3 separate regions of the Mus musculus genome follow, and all the other regions are linked to region 3. A link is a contact called in ENCODE Hi-C or POLR2A ChIA-PET data. All regions are on one chromosome and are shown on one strand. Each heading gives the region's core, a stretch centred on a gene start or an enhancer-like site at or near the end of the contact. The rest is flanking DNA. Distances are from core to core; before and after follow the strand shown.

What was found. A loop is a pair of places that touch in the nucleus more often than their neighbours do. ChIA-PET counts read pairs that join two places held with the same protein, here RNA polymerase II (POLR2A).
Region 1: a map of heart shows a loop between it and region 3 (6-fold over the local background). The contact joins the promoter of Nmrk1 here to the promoter of Carnmt1 in region 3. A Hi-C loop is called at or near these places in 12 of 37 maps with a recorded cell type or tissue (T-helper 17 cell, T-helper 2 cell, gastrocnemius and 2 more). POLR2A ChIA-PET finds 5 or more read pairs at or near these places in 5 of 5 experiments (Patski and embryonic stem cell).
Region 2: a loop to region 3 is called in a map of heart, with 5 times the contacts of the local background. The contact joins the promoter of D030056L22Rik here to the promoter of Carnmt1 in region 3. A Hi-C loop is called at or near these places in 11 of 37 maps with a recorded cell type or tissue (T-helper 1 cell, gastrocnemius, heart and 3 more). POLR2A ChIA-PET finds 5 or more read pairs at or near these places in 5 of 5 experiments (Patski and embryonic stem cell).

What each region holds. Positions count from the first base shown.
Region 1 is chr19:18,629,765-18,633,759 of GRCm38, reverse strand. Nmrk1 (nicotinamide riboside kinase 1) reads right to left here and starts at 1,744. Exons shown (of 9, transcript NM_145497.2): 1 at 1,679-1,744. It overlaps Ostf1 (osteoclast stimulating factor 1), which reads left to right and starts at 1,947. Exons shown (of 10, transcript NM_017375.3): 1 at 1,947-2,140. The coding sequence starts at 2,107.
Region 2 is chr19:18,710,724-18,714,879 of GRCm38, reverse strand. D030056L22Rik (RIKEN cDNA D030056L22 gene) reads right to left here and starts at 1,645. Exons shown (of 2, transcript NM_001374130.1): 1 at 1,221-1,645. The coding sequence starts at 1,556.
Region 3 is chr19:18,668,986-18,673,018 of GRCm38, reverse strand. It overlaps Carnmt1 (carnosine N-methyltransferase 1), which reads right to left and starts at 2,260. Exons shown (of 8, transcript NM_026120.5): 1 at 1,817-2,260. The coding sequence starts at 2,019.

The DNA.
Region 1 (3,995 bases), core at 495-2,994, 39 kb after region 3:
AACTCAGAGCCAAGACAAACTGTACATCTTAATGTCTCTGGAGAGACCACCTTTTGGACCTTTCAGAGTCTTGAAGTCAGGGTATCCTGTCAGCTTGAATCCTGTGGGATATTTATGCAGTGTCTTCTTGGCCGCTAGTATCCTTTCCACAGAGAGGGAGAAGAACAAGATGGGAGAGGAGCAAACCTTAAATGAGCCATTTATCTTTTTCACACTTACTTATCATTCTTATTTGTTATATTATTTATCTGTTGAGACAGAATCTCACTATGCAGAGTCCAGGCTGGTCAGGAACTTGCCACACAGCCACGGCTGCCTCTGTGGCAAAGCTACCTTCCTAAAAGTACTGGGATCATAGGCAAGCCTCGCCAAGACTGGCTCATACGCAGAATTGTTTAAAACTATCTTTGATTTAATCCCAGTGAAATGTTAAATCTTCTTCATAGTTGGCTTATGTTTATATTCAATCTATTCCACTCTGAACAGAGACTTCTAAAGCACAGAATGATTCCCAGGAGGATGGGAAGAGTCAGCAGGCGGCAAGAACTCCACCATCAATCAAATCTGAGAAACACAAGAGCAAACACACATGCTCTTCAGATGACTTCAAGGCCCAGGTTTCAGGACTTCCGTGAGGTTCAGGCTACAGTTATCTGGATACGCTCCCATGAATAGGACTAATTTCAACTTTGAACCCTTTTGGTAAGCAGAAATCCCCCACAGGTAGAGTTCCTGGTAAGCAAGGCCTGGGGGCATAGCCATGACCAAGCTCCTGCTAACCTTTGCCCCTTGAAGTTTCAGTCACTTTTTTCCCCGTAAATTAACCTTCAATAGACATGTTGAAGGTCCATTTTGTGGAGGTTCTTTTTTAAAAAGTTGCTTTCTTACATTTGTATCTAGGTTGCGGTGCATGTGTGTGGGCAGGTGCATGCCATGGTTCACCACAGAACACATGCTCAGGTCATAGGTCTCCTGGGAGTTCTCTTTCCAAAGTGTGGGTGCTAGAGGCTGAACTCTGCTCATCAGGTTTGGCAGCAGGGGCAGCTGGACCATTGTGCTGACCCTGTAGTTTCTTACATAACCAGTATTTTCATTTTTATTACCCCTAATATACAATAGGCATATAATATTGACTGTGACATTGTGAGTTTACTTATGTGTGAACATAAACTCTCGTGTTGGGCAACTTGTATAAAGTACCAGCCAGTAGTATAGTTTTGACTTCGCGGGTAACTATTCAACTCTGAAATTGTAATAAGAAAGCCAATGCATAAGCAAACGAGCATGCTGTGTTCTAATAAAATTTTATGGTCACGGAAATCTAAGTTTCCCCTAACTTTCGTGTGCCACAAAATACTATGCTTTTGTCTCAGCTATTTAAAAAACGCCAAAAGCACTGTTAGAAGTCTTTATAAAAGCCAGGCAGCAAGTGGGTTGGAGTTTGTTAACCAGATGCTGTAGAAAAAGCTGTCCTGTCCCGTGGGGGATCAAGACCCGATTCTCCAGCTAGCAAATGTGGGGTCTCCTACAGCTAGCAGTGTCTAGTTGCTTTTTAGGAGCATCTAAGTCCCACCGCGGTTTCCCTAGACACGATCAGGTTCCTGGTACATACAGCGAAGGAGACTCTTGAAGATTCCCAGGCCTCGCCGTGTGTACGCAGCAGGCAGTGGGTACTCACCGAAGCGGGTTCGAATCCTTCCCAGCAGGGTCGCAGAGCAAGCTTCAAGAGCGTTTCATGCCTACCACTGCCCGGTGCTCACCTAGGCAGCGAAGTCCACTGCGCTTTCATAGCCTCCCCTACGCAGGGCCTGAGGGCGTGGCTACTGTAAAGCTCCTCCCCCAAGAGAAAGGCGGGGCTCCGGCGTGCCGGAGCAGGCTGGACCTCTGAGGTTCGGCCGGGCTCCCCGCCGCAGCCAATCAGCAGCCGGCGAGGCGCGGCCACTTCCTGGTGGGAAGGCCGGGCTGTCTGCGGAGCTCGCTGGTCCGAGTGTCCCGCATCGGGTTGCGCGCGGATCCGGAGCGGCCGCGGCCAGCGCAGGCTTGGCGCCCAGTTCTCGTGTGCGTGTGGGGCTCCCGCGGCTGAGCCTGGTCGCTCCGTGTAGCGCCATGTCCAAGCCACCTCCCAAACCGGTCAAACCAGGTAAGAGTGGTGTGCGCTGCGCGTGCGGGTCTCCAGGCTGCGGGACCCGGTGCTCGAGTTCCCGAGGAGCGTCCTCGGACTCTGTCCACACGGCTCGCCAGGACGTTCTAGCGGTGTGGTGGCAGCACCTCGGTCGCGGCCACTTCCTCATATTTCGCCCTGTCGCTGTCAAGTTGGAGTTCTTGACCGGCAGGCGAACGGGAAGTGCGCTGCGGCTGGGTGGGGTTTGCGCCCGGGCTGGAGCGGGCCAGGGACCCGAGGTCTCCCGGGAGCTTTGGAGAGCTGCTCGGGCGCTGCCAGCGGGACAGCCGGGCTGCAACCCTCTCGGCTCCTAGCTTTAGGCAGTGTCGCTCTGTCATGCATCCTAGTGTTTTTGCTTAGGGTGACTCTCGCGAACTAAACTGGAGAGAGTACGAAGTTCCTCAAAGCAGTTTTCTTGACCGCCCTTCCTGGTTCACTTTTAAAAACGTTGTTCTTAGAGTGTTTTCTGTGATATGGAGAAACGAGACTAAATAAACTCGTGGGAATTTTCATTTGGATAGGGAATTGACAGGGATCGTAAAAAAATGGGAGATGAATGTTTGATGAATTCCCAGACCCCTTTTCCTAATCTCCTGCAGCTTTGGTATTACAAAGGCTGAAAGCCATTTACATCAACTTTTATAGCTGCTTATGCTGCTGCTTCAGTGATTTTTTTTTTTTTTTTTTTTTGCCCTTGAGGTTGTTTTATTGGTTTTGCTTTGCTTGTTTGTTTGTTTTACTAAAGTGACAGTCACTTCAACTTCAATAATTATCCAGTTTCCTTCTTTTGTGGCAGCATCAAGCCCCTGACTTTGAAAATAATGCACACATATTTGTGAAACAGGCATTCGCTGTCGACGTAAATTCTGTAGGGCCGGAATATGAAGGAAGTGGCTCAGACTGGCTTTGGCCTGAGCAGAGGCTGGGCGGGTGCTGGTTGAGGCTGCCCTCGACGTGAAATCTGAGAAGTTTGCAATTTGCAATTTAGATGCGGATGTATGAGGTGGCAGTTTTGTAAACTCTGCTGTAAGTCAGTAAGTACCTCGAGGGTCCAACTAAGCTGAGTTCTTTGATGGCTGAACAAAGCTCTTGATTTTGAAGAATGTGCCGAGAATCGGTTCGTGAAGTTTTTCATTCCCCCAGACACAGTAAAAGTGAAGTCAGTGTTGAGTCTGTGAGTGTTGGCAGGAGCCTGCCCCTGTGTACGTGATTGTGAACTTGTGTGTTCATGCACCCTTGGGTGTGGTTTAGGACCCAGCCTGTTACTAAGTCGAGGTTTGCTCTGGGAACCAGTTTTGTTGTTTACATCTCTGCCTTTTCCTCTCCAGCAAACCAGAAAACACATGGCTAAACATTTTTACTATTTAGAGAGAACTTTGACTTCACTTTGGATTTATAAGTGAGGCCCAAACATAGAGTTGCCATGAAAGTCGGTTTATTTACCTAGTAATGGATAATGAGAAATATTAGTGTCAGTAGGACTTAAGCTTTGTGCTTGCTTACTTGAAAACAGAAAGTTTTATTTTCATACTGTCCCACATGTACTGTGTGCTAGGCGCTTGTCTAGTCACACATACGTGTTTGAATTCATTCACTTCTCAGTAACCTACCAGGTCAGTAACTGTTTTTTTATTCCCAGTGTCCAGGGGGAGTAGGCACAACAAGTTAACTCATCTCCTCTCAGCAATGGGGTGGTGATGTATGGGTCATAGAGGAGTGCAACTCAGATGTTTGACTCCAGGATTTGTGCTTTGCTCCTGTGTGAGGAGCCCTGAATATTTTACAACTGGATAGGAATCTCAAAGAACCAGGTTTCTGGCCCCCAGCCAGACTG
Region 2 (4,156 bases), core at 396-2,895, 42 kb before region 3:
AGGAGCAGAGCTGACAGAACACTCCTGGGCCTCACGGTCTTCTGCTGGCTGCTACTAACAAGGGAAGACCAACAGGTCTAGCCAACTGTGTCTAAGCAAGGACTGGATGGTGTGGTGTCTGCTTACTGAACGCTCGCTCCCCTTGGCCAGTCAGTCTCTCTCATCACCTGTGCACATAAAGCTAGGGTGCCTGCAGTTACATCCAATACTTCTGCTTAAGAAACCAGTAACTTTCACCTAAAAACAGTGAGTGTAGTATTGAAAGATAATCTCCCTGAACGCCTTTAATCTCAGCACTCGAAAGGCAAGAGGAAATGTGGATCTCTGGGTTCGAGGCCAGCCTGGTCCAGGACAGCCAGGGCTACACGAAGAGAAAATTTCCGTTATCTTATCAACTTTGTTATAAAATAACTAGAAAAGGACACTGAGCAGACGCATGCCAAGGTGGCTGAGTTTGGCGAGCTCTAAGAATCACCCTTGCTTCTTCACCTCATGCTCCACCAACTTATGCAAGAACTGCTTTAAAGAAGGCTCTTGAGTCCCTAAGTCGGGCCAATGCTGTGCGATACATATATAGTATGGGTTATAACTCACTCGAAGGCCGGGCAGTGGTGGCCCACGCCTTTAATCCCAGCACTTGGGAGGCAGTGGCAGGCGGATTTCTGAGTTCAAGGCCAGCCTGGTCTACAGAGTGAGTTCCAGGACAGCCAGGGCTACACATAGATAAACCCTGTCTGAAAAAGCAAAACACTCACTTTAAGTTTTCTAGTCACGTGTCTAAAAATAAAATTAACAAACAGTACACCCAATATGCGGCAAGTTGCTTCGTGTGTAACACAGTTCAGAACCCGACCCTTTATCTTAAAACATATTTGGCGCTCCTACTCTTCTTACACTTAAAACACATAAGTTTGGTCAAGTTATATTTCTAGTGTATTCTGTCTGATCACATGGCTAGCGGCTACCAAAACAAAGCAGCGGAGAGGACAGTGAGTCCAACAATCCATTCTCACAGCACTGAACATTAGGAGTTAACAGGTCCTCTGATGAATGCTACTGGAAAGCATGCTAGAAGTTCTACAGCATTCCCCATCAAATTAAACGCCTCTCTCCCGTTGGTCACTGAGCTGACCCTCTAGGGTCCAGCCCGTCTGGCCCACTCGATGGCCCGACTTCCGCGGCCTGGCACCGAGCTCCGGGCTAGTGAGTAGCGGACCTACCTGGCTGTGCACCCCGTCGGCTACCTGCGGGCTGCCCGCGCTTTCTACTCTGTCGCCGCCGCCCGCGGCCCGGGGTTCCTCCTGCTCGCCAGGAGGTGGCTCTCCGGGCTCCCGGCTACAGCCCTGCAGCTCCTGTCTGTCGTCCCCGCCGCCGCGTCGCTTGCGGGGCGCAGACGCAGGCTCCGCCATGATCCCCGCGTCCCCCTGGCGCTTGAGGGGCCGAGCCGTCCCAGACGGCGGGACCCAGAGCGGCGGCTCCTCGGGGAAGTCGCTGAGCAGGAGCCGCTTCCAAGGCACGCGGAACGTGAGCGGCTCAGCCGCACGCCGCTTGGCCATGGGCCAGGGACGAGGGTCGCGCGGGCGGCGGGCGGAGGGCGAAGGGCAGCGCAGAGCTCGGCTGTCCCGAGGGCGGACGAGACGTTGTGGGGGAGCCACCGCGCAGCGCCGGAGTTTCGAACCTGCGCCGTGATGCGCGCGCACCTGCGCCCATCCAGCACAGCCGCTGGTTGGTGGAGGCTCGCGGTTCGCGTTCCCGAGCGCCCTTGCGGCCGGAAGTGCGCCCTCTGAGGGGGCGGGGCATGGGGATGTGGATGGAAGGAGGCCGCTACCCCCTGGCGGCCTTCTTTTGACTTGCACGGTTGTTCGCATTCCCCTGTGTGTGCGCCTCTCGGTCCCCAAGCGAGGACTCGGGCAGGAGCGGCCGAAAGACTCCGCGGCCTCAGAGGTCCCAGCGGCAAGTGCGCTGGGGCCCTTTCCTCTGTGCTGCGATCCTGGGGCGGCGGAAGTGTCTGCTTAGCCCGCAGCGGCCTGCAGGTTCCAGGACCTCTCCAGTGGGTGGTGTCTTGGCAGAAAAATGTAAACCGTGGCAGAAATAAGTCCGTACTTTTTTTTTTTTTTTTTTTTTTGGTAAAAAGCAAAAAGTAACTAAAGGATAGGGTGCTTGCCTACCATGCCCAAGGCCTTAGATTCTATCCCCAGTGCTGCAAGGATAAGGAGAAAACGCAGTAACCAAACAAAACTAAGGAAAAAACAAAACAAACAAAAAGAAACCAAGCCCATCAACGCTCCGGAGAAACATTCTTTCTAGGGCATGGTAGAGCTGTTTTAGCTGATAGGTACTGTGTATGGGTGTATTTATGAATATGCGCCATGTGCATGCTTAAATATCTCTAGATGTAGTTGTAAGCCATCTACACAGAGAAACTTCCTTCCAGCACTGGGGATTGAACCTACGGCCTTGGGCATGGGAGGCAAGATCTCTATCCTTGAGTTACTTTTTGCTTTTACCGAAAGACTAAAATACTGGCTCAAACAAACCCATCACGGTTTGCATTGGTGGGAGGACAGCAAATAACCAACAAGCACAAACAGCGTTATCGGTAGTGTACAGAAAGTTCTGTTTGATCGCTCCATTTCCTGTTTGCACTTGGTAATTCTTCCACCTGGAACAAATGATAAATTCGCCATTGCCATTTTCACACTAGTGACACAGATGATTTGTTGTGCGGAGACCATGTTCCAACACAATAGAATACAACATGGGCAGGTGTGTTCCTTCTGTTCTCCAGAATCTTGCTGCCCTCCCCCCACCCCGCCCCTCATTCCTTGTGATACTTAGCATTATGTACACAAGGTAGTATAAAGCATATGCATAGCTAAAATGACCGTAACACGCAAGTGTCCCTGCCTGGCTTCAGAAGGGAAAGAGCATCTGTGTGCCTCTTCACTGTCCCGTTTCTCTTTCCTGTCCCCAAGTAGTCTTGTTTCGGACCATGAATTACTACTTCTTTGTAATTTCCCCCTCAGTCCACTCACTTATCTGTATTTCTAAGATGCTTTTTTGGATTTGCTAATATTTTAAGATATACTAAGATCTAGCTGACATACAATACGCTGCTTATTTTTAGACGTGGCATTTTGCCATACATACACATGCGCCTGCGAAGACATGAGAGTGCATCGCCTTAAAAGCTTTATCTTAAAAGTGGTTTGGAAAACCTTTAGTCCTAGCACTCGGGAGGCAGAGGCAGTCTGTGAGTTCTTGGCCAGTCTGGTCTACAGATCTAGTTCCAGGATAGTCACGGCTACACAGAGAGACCCTGTCTTGAAAAACAAAATCTATAAATGCTAAGAGCATTGTTCAAAAATGCGTTGTACAGATTTATTACAAAGTGTTTTTCTGAATGCTTTTTATAGCACCAGAGGTTGTTTATTATTATTATTATTATTATTATTATTATTATTATTATTATTATTTTGCATCCTCATCAGCAAACAATATGGCCAATGTGAAATGGTATCTCATTGTGGCCTCAATTTGCATCTCACCCAATCAGTGAAGCTGGACATGTTTTTTTGTTGTTGTTGTTTTTTTGGTTTTTTTTTTTTTTTTTTTTTTTTTTGTATTTATAGATTTTTGGTTTTGGTACAGGAATCCTTGTTAATTGTTGTAGCTTCCCCTAGCCTTGAGTAGGCTGGCTTTGACCTTGCTGCCAAAGAGTAAGAGACCACCTGGGGTGGAGCCTCCGATTTAGATGGCTCTATTGTTCTGTCACGTGTCACTGCTCTTCTCCAAGACACTGCTACCTGCTGAGAGGCCCTGGAGATATTCCGCAGACAGCATCTAGACATTACCTACAGACTGGCAACAGGCATCAAGAATGGATTGGCGGGCCGGGCATTGGTGTCACATGCCTTTAATCCCAGCACTTGGGAGGCAGAGGCAGATGGATTTCTGAATTCGAGGCCAGCCTGGTCTACAAAGTGAGTTCCAGGACAGCCAGGGCTATACAGAGAAACCCTGTCTGGGGGGGAGGGGAGGGGGAGGGAAGGATTGGCGGGGCATGGGCCTCCCCTCTTTATAAGCACAGACTCTTAGTAAACTTTGGGGCCTTGAACAGACATGTCTTGGCCTCCATTATTTCTCTTGTCATTTC
Region 3 (4,033 bases), core at 1,011-3,510:
CTCCTTGTAGAGCGGCCATCCAAGCCCTTTTGCTTATATTATGCTCATGTGTATGGAGGTGAACATCTATAAAGACTTCACTGCCTAAGAACTTTATCCTTGGCAAAAGAAAGAAACTTGGATGGCACCCTGCTTTTAAAGGATGGCTTTGGTACCCCCTCAGGAGCCAAAAGGCATTTCTCCCCCTATGATCTTTACAGTCTTCAGTTCACTGTAACATTTAGTGGTAAAAGTAAGCCCTATAAAATGTGCTAGGAGTCCAGAACAGGGCTGGCAGGCTTTCATGTGATGAAAGGACTTCTGTCCACACACTCCAATATGACACACTAGCAACAGGTGGAGCACTTTAAACATGCTAGTGAGGCTGTGCAATTCAATTCTAACTTTCGTTTAATTTATGTTTAAACGTGACTAGTGTCTGCAGTAGAGACACTTCAAAGCCAGACTATCAAAAATGCTGGAAAGCAACATAATGCTTGCCATATAGGCTACACTACTTTTTCCAGAGATTTGGCGTGTTTCTCAGAGACATTATATAAGTAAAGAAAAATTTTGGTGAAAAGTCCCCCAATCTCATATTCAATGGGTAGAGAGAGACGAAAGCACAGGGAACCATGTCACAATTAGAAAATGCACACAGCAAGCAGCCTTTTCTATACTGCAGTACTCAAGACCAGGTCAAACGGCCTCTACCCTAGACCAATGGCCCATCCAATAACTAATAATAGAATCTCAGGCTCCAAATATATTAAAACTGAATATAATTACATATGTTTAACCGAGCCTACTACTATATGCCAAGGTGTTTCCCAGAATCTATGTTTTGCAACAGTAAAATGTGGCACTATCAGAAAATACCCTCTACTTCTGAGTTCAATTAGGAAATTATTTCATCGAAGTCTTTGACTCAAGAACTGCCTGTGAGCCTAGAACTTGAGAGCTTGAGGCCTTGGGTTCCACACACCTGCCATACCTGACACTCTGTAACCATCAGATCCTAAATAACTGTTCAATTCAAAACAGTAACAAAGTAATAGAACCACCGCGCAAGACTGATTAGGGCTGTTGGGGGAGTGTCCTCTTTTGCCACTATGTTTTATTTTTAAAATAGAGCTTCAACAGCATTGCCAAACACAGTGCCATAAAAGTAAGGTTCGTCCTTGCCCTCGATGGGAGTCAGACCTGGGCAAAGAGTTACATATATAAACAACTGTAATACAAATAGCAACAGAGTACCACCTAGGTTGGTTTGATCCGCACACGAGGTCACGCTCATCTCTCTGGTTCTAACCACAGGTTCAGAACACAGTGGACTGTGTCGCTTACGGATATAAATGTACTAACTCTCCTTGCCCAAAACCCCGGGTGCACGAAGACGCGAACAGATCTGTACTTGGGCATTCTCATTGGGCTATCTGAACACCTATCCAGACCATATGTAGAAGTTAGGAAGCTGCGATACGAATGGAGAGCCTACAGAAGAGTCCCACAACCATGCCTAGCCCACGAGAGGAATTCCGTACTTACTCGCAGACCACAAGAACATAAAGCCGGCTCCGGTGCCCGCTCTCTTTTTTCCTTACCAAGATGCACATTTTGCAACTCCGGGATCTCTTCCTCCCTCCACCATCCGGTCAGAGCCACTCGGCAGCACCGTTCAGTTCTCTACAAAAAGTGCACACTCGCTCCGGCGGCTCCGGGTGAGGTGGGAGGCAGCCCCACGGGACCGCCCGCGCGCAGGTGACCGCGGGCTCCGCGAACCAGCCACGAGGCGGGCCCCGAGACTGCGGCGTGCGGGCGGGCGGGCGCGCCTTACCCGTAGTAGCGGAACGCGTTGATGACCTTCCAGAAGTGCTCGCGCTCCAGCCGCTCCTCGTCCTCGGCGGTGCCGCGCGCCGGGGGCCCCGCAGGCGCGGCCGAGCCCAAACGCCCGGCGGAGAACTGCACCTCCACGTCCTCGCTTCGCCCGCCGTCCTGGGCCGGTTGAGACGCGGGCGGAGCGCGCTGTCGTCGCTGCATCGCCGCCGCGGCCCACGGCGTGACCCGCCTGCGCTTCCCGGCTCCCGAGTGCGTGGTGGCGAACGGCCGGGCCTCCTCTAGACGGCGCCGGCCGCGGCCGAGGCCCCCGCTCGCGGCACGCCCCGCCCCCGCCGCCCTCAGGCCTCCATTCGCGCTGCGCTCCGCCAGGGTTTCGGGACCCGCGCACGCGCCGACGACCAGGCTAAGGCCGCGGCCGCCCGCGTTCATTCGCTGCCGGGCTTCCGCTACGACGCGCTGACGTCCGAATACGCTTAGAGGGCGGGGTCTAGGGCCAGCTGGAGGAGGAGCTCCTTTGCTGGGGGCGGTGCTAGAGCAGCAGGCACCAATGAGAGCCAGTGGGCGGGGCCACGAATCTGGCCCGCTGGAGTGGGACGGGCTCTGAGGCTGGAAAGGAAGGGCAAGAGAAAGAAAAAGTGGGTTTTCAGGAATTGATTTTGAATGTTTTAACTTTAGAAACTCAAAAAGGCAAGGTCTTAAGTTAGCCCTTGAAACTCGTTTTCTAAGTGGATTCCCTTTAAGCACCCATGAAGGCACAATTAAGAGTGCTTCAGGGAAAAGTCCAAGTTGCAGAATCAGAAGACATTCCATTAGCTGGGAGATGAACCAGAGTCAGTGTTTCCAATCAAACCTTCAGAAAACTGAGAAGCAAGCCCTGAAGGTTTGTGAGCTGGTCGCTCGTCTTGTAAATTCACTCCACAATGACATCAGTGACCTCCTTGCTCAGGATGTCATGGCTATGGGAATAGTTACTGGCAGCATAGCATCTTCCTCGCCTGTGATGAGCTACTCGAGATAGAAATGTAGCAGAGCCCCAGATCTTAGAAGGCCCTGAGACCTTAGCTCACCTGAATCTATGATGAAGTGCCGTTAAGGCTGTAAAACTCAGCACACAGACAGCACCACTGCCAAAGTAAAACAAAGGCTGAATCCATCAAAGTCCATAGCTCCGGGGAAGTCTGTAAATGTACTTGCTTTTTAGCTCTTGGACGTCTGCTTCTGGCTACCTGTTCTTGCTAACTTTAGTGTGTCAACCCAAAACATAATTTTTGTGTATAAAGGTCATCCTGCAAGAGGCTCACTGCTACACTGGGATCCCGAACATCCGGTGTCGTCAATGGCCGGCTAATCGAGCTTTCCATTGGCTTAAACCCATGTCTGAACAGTCCTCTCTGGTGGACACCTCACAACAGAAGAACTGACAGTAGGCGTTAGTGTGATCTTCATCCGTGACTGAGTTCCAATTCTACAAACACTGCTCTGAGCCCTTGCCTCTTGCCAGTGCCTGTCTCCCCAAATAAGGTGAATAGGGTCTTCTCAACAATGGCCCTGTCACTTGGTATCTTGTCATAAAACTGGATACCATGTCCCAGGAAGTAGAGCCCTCAGCAGGGATTGCCCATCTGGACTCCAGTCTTGTCAAAGTGGATACATACAGATGCTCTCATAAACCTGAGACTGGTAGCACTCTGTGCCAACAGAGGAATTAGAGGATGGTGTTTCAGTCTCTCTCTCTCTCCCCCCCCTCCCCCGCCCTCTGTGTGTGTGGCGGGGGGGGGGGGGGGGGGGGGGAAGGTGTAGAATCTCACTATGTACTCCTGGCTGGCCTAAAACTCAAGAGATCCCATCAGACAGTAATGGCTCACCTTTAATCCCAGCATTTTGGGAAGGCAGAGGCAGGCAGCTCTCTGTATGCTCAAGGCCAGCATAGTCTACAGAGCTAGTTCCAGGGCAGCCAAGACAACACAAAGAAATCCTGTCTTGAAAAACCAAACAAAAACAACAGACAAAAAAGTCAGAGATCCACCTGCTCCTGTCTCCTGAGTGCTGGGATTAAAGACTTGTACCACCCGGGCGTGGTGGCGCAGGTCTTTAATCCCAGCACTCGGGAGGCAGAGGCAGGTGGATTTCTGAGTTCGAGGCCATCGTGGTCTACAAAGTGAGTTCCAGGACAGACAGGGCTATACAGAGAAACCCTGTCTTGAAAAACCAAAAA